2 separate regions of the Homo sapiens genome follow, and region 2 is linked to region 1. A link is a contact called in ENCODE Hi-C or POLR2A ChIA-PET data. All regions are on one chromosome and are shown on one strand. Each heading gives the region's core, a stretch centred on a gene start or an enhancer-like site at or near the end of the contact. The rest is flanking DNA. Distances are from core to core; before and after follow the strand shown. Region 1 holds the start of FADD (Fas associated via death domain). Region 2 has its middle 19 kb from the start of PPFIA1.

The links. Hi-C counts contacts between places; a loop is a spot of excess contacts on that map. ChIA-PET counts read pairs that join two places held with the same protein, here RNA polymerase II (POLR2A). Pooled maps may share reads with other maps.
Region 2: a loop to region 1 is called in a map of ascending aorta, with 7 times the contacts of the local background. The contact joins the enhancer-like site here to the promoter of FADD in region 1. A Hi-C loop is called at or near these places in 12 of 168 maps with a recorded cell type or tissue (A673, CD8-positive, alpha-beta T cell, Caco-2 and 9 more), 1 of 37 single-sample maps with no recorded cell type and 6 of 50 pooled maps. POLR2A ChIA-PET finds 5 or more read pairs at or near these places in 15 of 52 experiments (A549, AG04450, Caco-2 and 11 more).

What each region holds. Positions count from the first base shown.
Region 1 is chr11:70,201,462-70,204,942 of GRCh38, forward strand. FADD (Fas associated via death domain) reads left to right here and starts at 1,835. Exons shown (of 2, transcript NM_003824.4): 1 at 1,835-2,284. The coding sequence starts at 1,999. RefSeq lists silencers at 2,245-2,324, 2,374-2,565.
Region 2 is chr11:70,249,836-70,253,384 of GRCh38, forward strand. No RefSeq gene overlaps it. Among named protein-coding and RNA genes, the nearest start is that of PPFIA1, 19 kb to the right of the region's middle. Within about 2 kb of position 2,101, at least 3 of the 41 ENCODE cell types and tissues checked have a DNase peak (open chromatin) inside an H3K27ac peak, as active enhancers do; they include ascending aorta and breast epithelium, where a contact is called at or near this core.

The DNA.
Region 1 (3,481 bases), core at 585-3,084:
GAGGCAGAGGCTGCAATGAGCCGAGATTGTGCCACTGCACTCCAGCCTGGACAAAAGAGTGACACTCTGTCTCAAAGAAAAAAAAGGAATGAAGTACTCATATGTTCTACATCATGGATGAACCTTGAAAATGATGCTGAAAACAGCCAGACACAAAATGCCACATACTGTATGGTTCTGTACACATGGAATGTCCAGAATTGGCAAATCCATAGATTTTAAAAAGTAGATTCGGCAGGGCACAGTGGCTCACGCCTGTAATCCCAGCACTTTGGGAGGCTGAGGCTCACTTGAGGTCAGGAGTTCAAGACCAGCCTGGCCAACATGGTGAAACCCTGTCTCTACTAAAATACAAAAATTAGCTAGGCATGGTGGCAGGCACCTGTAATCCCAGCTACTCAGGAGACTGAAGCAGGAGAATTGTTTGAACCCGGGAGGTAAAGGTTGCAGTGAGCCCAGATCGCACCACTGCACTCCAGCCTGGCCATAGAGCGAGACTCTGTCTCAAAACAGCAAAAAAAAAAAAAAAAAGAAAGAAAGAAAAAAAAAGTAGATTCGTGGTTGGTGGGGGAGGGGAGGAGTACATGCTAATGGGTTTCTTCTTGGGGTGATGAAAATGTCCTAAAGTTAGACAGCAGTAAGGGTTGCACAACCTTGTGACTACACTAAAAACCACTGAAGTATAACTTTAAAAGGGTGAATTGAATGGTATGTGAATTATATCTCAAGAAAACAAACTCAGCTGGCATCAGCCCCTGCCCCACCCTGTGGTAAAGCTGGGTCCTTGTTGGCTGGTGAGGGCTCTCCTAATCTGCACCCCCTCCTCACCTCCAGACCCACGGCATTGCTGCTCCTGGAACCCCAGCCGTCCCCTGTGCTCTGCTCTTCTGTTCTCCGTGTGCCCAGCTCTTCCCCCCACACCTAGGTACCCGGCCCCTCCCAGCCTTCACCTGCGCCTTTACAGAGGCCCCATCAGACCACCGGGCCCCCCACCCTCCACACGCCCACCCCGTGAAGAGACTCCCTTTCCCCTGGCTCTTCTGAATTTCTGGCATACTATACGATTTCCTTATTTTTCCTTATTTTTATTTTTTAATAGAGACGGGGTCTCACTATGTTACCCAGGCTGGTCTCGAACCCCTTGTCTCAATCAATCCTGCCTCAGCCTCCCAAAGTGCGGGCATTGCAGGCTGAGCCACCACGGCCGCCACGACCTTCTCTTCTGGAGCGTGTCGCTTTTGTAATTATGATGTAAACTCCGGGCACGCGGGGACCCTCGCGCTTCGCTCACTAATTTGTCCCCAGACCCTACTACCTGGCACAGTAGGCGCTCAATACTGTTGATTGAATAAACGACTGCTACTTTGGAAATCATGTATTATTTAAATCACATGTTTAAACGCACATAAACTTCTGAGTAGTGTTTTCTGCACACACAAGATGTCTCCAGGGGCACCAAAGAATGCATTTTCCACGTTTGTCCCTAAACGTTAATGCATAAGTAACCTTGGTCACCAACAGATGTGAGGGCACGTGACGTTCGGGCTGCGCCCTCCCCGCCCCGGCCCTGCACACAGTAGGGCCGCACCGCGCTTTGCAAACAGGTGGACTCGGCAGAGGCGCGACCGCCCTCACCGCAGAGAGCTGGGCCACCTGCAGGCTCTCAGGACACCCAAGGCCCCACCTCCCACCCGGAAAAGAGACGATACGCCGGGCGCAGGCGCAGAAGCCGCGCCCGTCCGCGGCGCCGCCAGCCAGGGCGGAAACGGCTGCGGCTTCGCTAGGGACGCATGCGCGGGTCCCTTAGTTTTCGCGAGATAACGGTCGAAAACGCGCTCTTGTCGATTTCCTGTAGTGAATCAGGCACCGGAGTGCAGGTTCGGGGGTGGAATCCTTGGGCCGCTGGGCAAGCGGCGAGACCTGGCCAGGGCCAGCGAGCCGAGGACAGAGGGCGCACGGAGGGCCGGGCCGCAGCCCCGGCCGCTTGCAGACCCCGCCATGGACCCGTTCCTGGTGCTGCTGCACTCGGTGTCGTCCAGCCTGTCGAGCAGCGAGCTGACCGAGCTCAAGTTCCTATGCCTCGGGCGCGTGGGCAAGCGCAAGCTGGAGCGCGTGCAGAGCGGCCTAGACCTCTTCTCCATGCTGCTGGAGCAGAACGACCTGGAGCCCGGGCACACCGAGCTCCTGCGCGAGCTGCTCGCCTCCCTGCGGCGCCACGACCTGCTGCGGCGCGTCGACGACTTCGAGGCGGGGGCGGCGGCCGGGGCCGCGCCTGGGGAAGAAGGTGGGCGCGGGGCCGGGCCGGGGGAGCCAGGGCCTGGTCGCCCGGCTGTAGGTGCTGCGAGGCTCCTCCGGTTGGCCTCCAGGCGCCTCCCCTTTGCCGGGTTTGATTTGCGTGGGTTTTCTCCGTACAGCCCTGGTTTTGCAGATGGGAGAGCCAGAAACGCAGAAAAGTTAACTTATTCGAGGTTGCAGGGCGTGGACACGCACAGTCCTTTTTCCTCCACCCACTTCTGCCCGGGTAAATTAGAAAACTCACTGAAGAAAAGATGAGTCAGAGAAGGTGTGGGGGAGGGGCAGAGGTTGGGTGAGCCTGCCTCGCATCATTTCCTTTCTGTCTCGGAATATGCTTTTCACGGCTGTCTGAGAGTAATACTAGCATTCAGTAACTCCTACCCAGGGGCTTACAGTGTGCCGCTTACCCTTGTAACTGCCAAATACAATTTTCGCAGTAGCCCTGTGGCTTAGATACTGTTAGCTATCACTGTTCCCATTTTACAGAGGACAGGACTGTGGCTCACAGGTTAAGTGGCTTTGTCGAAATGCGCAGCCGATAACTGACGGAGCTAGGCTTGAGCCAAGCAGTCCGGCCTCCGGATGGGTAGTGTTAGCCACTACACTGCCTCTCTGGTCAAGTTCATTGTGGAGTGGCTTCCTGTCCTGCTCTCGGTCACTCCCTCTCCACCCTCGCCTGTGGATTGCAGCAGCTTCCAGGATAAAAAAGAAACCCTGAGTACAGCAGAGTTTCTCAGCCCTACCCCCCTTGTTCTCAGAGTCGGGAGAGGCTTGGGAGTGCTCTGGGGACGCCTCTCAGAGGCTTCAAGCTGTAGCTTGGAATCAGCCATTCAGTCACCAATCAGATAGGGCCTAAATGTGTCACCATGGGTTTCACTCTGTAAAGACTGGTGCCTGTTGGGGACAGGATGGACAGAACAGCTCTCTGCCTGAGAGCAGTCAAGTCCAGATTTTAAAAAAAATCAGTACTGAACAAACAAAACAGGACGTAGAAAAATCGGGTTTTATGGATATTTAATGTCTGGAAAAACACTGATAAATTGCATTTTAAAGGCGGTCTACGAAACATAGCTGACATTTGAGATGTATGTGTGCTTGGTTTTATTTATATCGTCATGTAGTTACTGTGTGCTGGGAAAAGTACACCAGAAGGTGAGCGGTGGGTATGGACAGGTTGGTAGCGGGC
Region 2 (3,549 bases), core at 851-3,350, 49 kb after region 1:
TCTCCTGTCTCAGCCTCTCGAGTAACTGGGATTACAGGCACATGTCATTATGCCCAGCTAATTTTTGTATTTTTGGTAGAGATGGGGTTTCACCATATTGGTCAGGCTTGTCTCAAACTCCTGATCTCAGGTGATCCACCCGCCTCAGCCTCCCAAGGTGCTGGGATTACAGGTGTGAGCCACTGCACCTGGCCTCTGCGTCCTTTCTTCTTCTGATAAGGACACAGTCATTGTATTTAGGGTCACCCTAAATCCAGGATGCTTTCATCTTGAGATCTCTAAGTCAATTACCTTTGTAAAGACCCTTATTTTTGTTTGTTTGTTTGTTTGTTTTTGAAACGGAGTCTCGCTCTGTCACCCAAGCTGGAGTGCGGTGGTGCAATCTCGGCTCACTGCAACCTCCAACTCCCAGGTTCAAGCAATTCTCCTGTCTCAGCCTTCCTAGTAGCTGAGACTGCAGGTGCATGCCACCATGCCTGGCTAATTTTTTTGTATTTTTAGTAGAGACAGGGTTTCACCATATTGATCAGGCTGGTCTCAAACTCCTGACTTCAGGTGATCCACCCACCTCGGCCTCTCAAAGTGCTGGGATTACAGGTGTGAGCCACCGTGCCCGGCCAAAGACCCTTATTGTACACAAGGTTGTATTCACAGGTACCAAAGGTTGGGACATGAACATATCTTTTTGAGGGCCACTATTCACCTACTACTTACAGGAAGGCACTCAAAATTTACTTAGTGGTCAAAGTGCTTGATCAAAAATTTAGGGCCCCCTGTGGTGTGAAGATGTTTGTGTTATTGTCTCTGTCTTGGGGCAGGGGCCACATCTCATGCCCCCTCCAACCCCACTGGCTGCTCAGTAGGATGGAGGAAAGGGGCCTCTGGACTATGGCCTGAGTTTGCCAGGATGCAGCTAAGAATGAGAGTGGGGGCCGGGTCTTCCCTCTTGCGCTGCCATCACAGAGCCCACTTGCCCACCGCCCTCCCCCATCAGACTAGCTCAGTGCTTGCAGTGTGGTTCGCCCCAGTTGTCAGCTCTCCTTGCACCCTGTCCTTGTTCTGTGGGGCACGTCTCACCTAGTAATGAAGGAAATCATGGGTGTCGTTTGTGTTTAAGGCTCACGTTCTCCCCAGATACTGCCTTCCCAGTTCTTCCTTTGTAGACCCTCAAGAGATCATTGTCACCTAAATGAACAAGGTCCTGTGCGGTGATCTGGACCCTTCTTTGCCTAGTCCAAAGGAGACCGCAGGGTGTGCTGTGTCACAGTGAGGTGTCCAGCCAGCACAGGAGGAAGGAATTACTGTAGTTCAAGTGGATTTAGCCTGCTTGGCCTATAGAGCCGAGAGCACAAAGCAAACAGCTGCTCAGACACCTTGGCTGGGAACCTAGGAGGCCCCCATGGGCAGTAGTTTCCCCAAAATGATGGCCAAGCACCTGCTTCGTGCTGGAGACCGAGACAGGAGTACACACAGATGGAGGCACGTGGATAGACTGCCTCTCTGGCCCTGCTTGCAGTACGATGAAAGTCCTGCCTCCTGACCCCAAGGCCACCCCTGCCCTTGGGCCCTTCTCCCACTCTACTTCGGCCCTGAGCTACTTTTTTTCTTTCTTTTTTCTTTTTTTTCTTTCTTTCTTTTTTTTTTTTTTGAGATGGAATCTCCCTCTGCTGCCCGGGCTGGAGTGCAGTGGCATGATCTCGGCTCACTGCAATCTCCACCTCCCAGGTTCAAGCGATTCTCCTGCCTGGTCTCCTGGGACTACAGGCGCCCCCCCCCCCCCCCCACCACGTGGCCCTGGGCTATTTCTAACCATCTGTGTGCTCAGGCTTGGGTGAGGAACGCCTTTGTCTGCAGTGGGAATGTTCTACCCTACAACTTTACCATGTTGGGAAGCGGCTTGGGAATCCTCGTCATGATTCCCACACGTGTTCATTCCATTCCGCCCATGTGAAAAGCCTGGAGCCATCGAGTGCAACGAGCTAACAGGGTCCGGCTTCCCCGGGGAGGCTGTGGCGCTCAGGGGTTTAGGAGCCCCCAGTCTGTGCGTTCCCAGAGCCAGGGCTGGGAGCCCTGCCTGGCTTCTCTTTGAGAATCAGTTCTTGGAAATCTGCTGTGGCAACACTTCCCGGCACAACCATGGGTTCCTTTTGTGTCCCAGCTGGAGCCATCTCGGGGGTGGTGTTGGCTGCTGGCTTGAGACGACGCGGGCCCCACTCTCCCAGGAGCTCCGTGGCTCCTTTCTGCAGCTCCGCCTCTCCCAGCGGCTCCTAAACCCCAGGCTCAGGCCTTCTGGGCTCCATCCTTGTGCACAGGTGCCGCCTTCTCTGGCACAAGCCAACCATTACTCACAGCTAAAAACTTCAATCCAAATTAAAAAGAAAAAAAAATCCCCACCTCCACTGCCCAAGAAACAGGCCTCATTTCTCCTTTATTCTGAATCACAGCCAGCGGGTTCTCAGAATACTGGGCTAGAGGAACAATATGATGTCCTCCATCCATCCTGGCCACATTGTGAGCAGTCATTTCGCCATCCCAGGACCAGGAGAAGGTGTGGCGGGAGAGGCTTCCAGGCCCTGAGGCATCAGTGGGGTCCTAGGCCGTTGGGTTGAGGGGAGATGAGGAGGGCGGGCTGGGGGCCAGGGGACTCATGCAGCATGAAAGAGCAGGCTCTTAAGGCCCCATTCATGGGACACGTTTCCTTGATATGTGGTGACTTTTTCTGTTTTTTTTTTTTTTTTTGAGACATAGTTTCACTGTGTCGCCCAGGCTGGAGTACAATGGCACAATCTCCGCTCACTGCAATCTCTGCCTCCGGCGTTCAAGCGATTCCCCAACCTCAGCCTCCCGAGTAGGTGGGATTACAGGTGCCCGCCAGCAAGCCCAGCTAATTTTTGTATTTTTAGTAGAGATGGAGTTTCACCATATTAGCCAGGCTGATCTCAAACTCTTCACCTCAGGTGATCTGCCTGCCTCAGCCTCCCAAAATGCTGGAATTACAGGTGTGAGCCCCTGTGCCTGGCTGATATGTGGGGACTTTTCACATTTGAAGAGACCCAACCAACCTAAACCTACTGACCTCCTGCAACATAAAGCACAGATCCGTGAAGATCTGTAAGGCGCACATAAAGCACTGATGTGTGAAGACCTGTAAGACCACAGCTTCCTTTCCGAACACAGTGTGAACACAAGGCCGTGGAAAGACAACAGCCAGGATCAAGAACCCGATACCCGCTACATGTGAAAGCAAACTGTGGCTAACAACCTACAACTCCAGCCGGGCGCAGTGGCTCACGCCTGTAACCCCAGCACTTTGGGAGGCCGAGACAGGTGCATCGCTTGAGCCCAGGAGTTTGAGACCAGCCTGGGCAACAGGGTGAAACCCCGTTTCCACTAAAAATACAAAAATTAGCTGGGTGCGGTGGCATGTGCCCCTGGTCCCAGCTACTTGGGAGGCTGAGATGGGAGGATTGCTTGAGCCCAGGAGTTCAAGGCTGCAGTGAGCCATCATTGCACCACTGCACACCAGCCCGGGTGACAGAGCAAGACTCT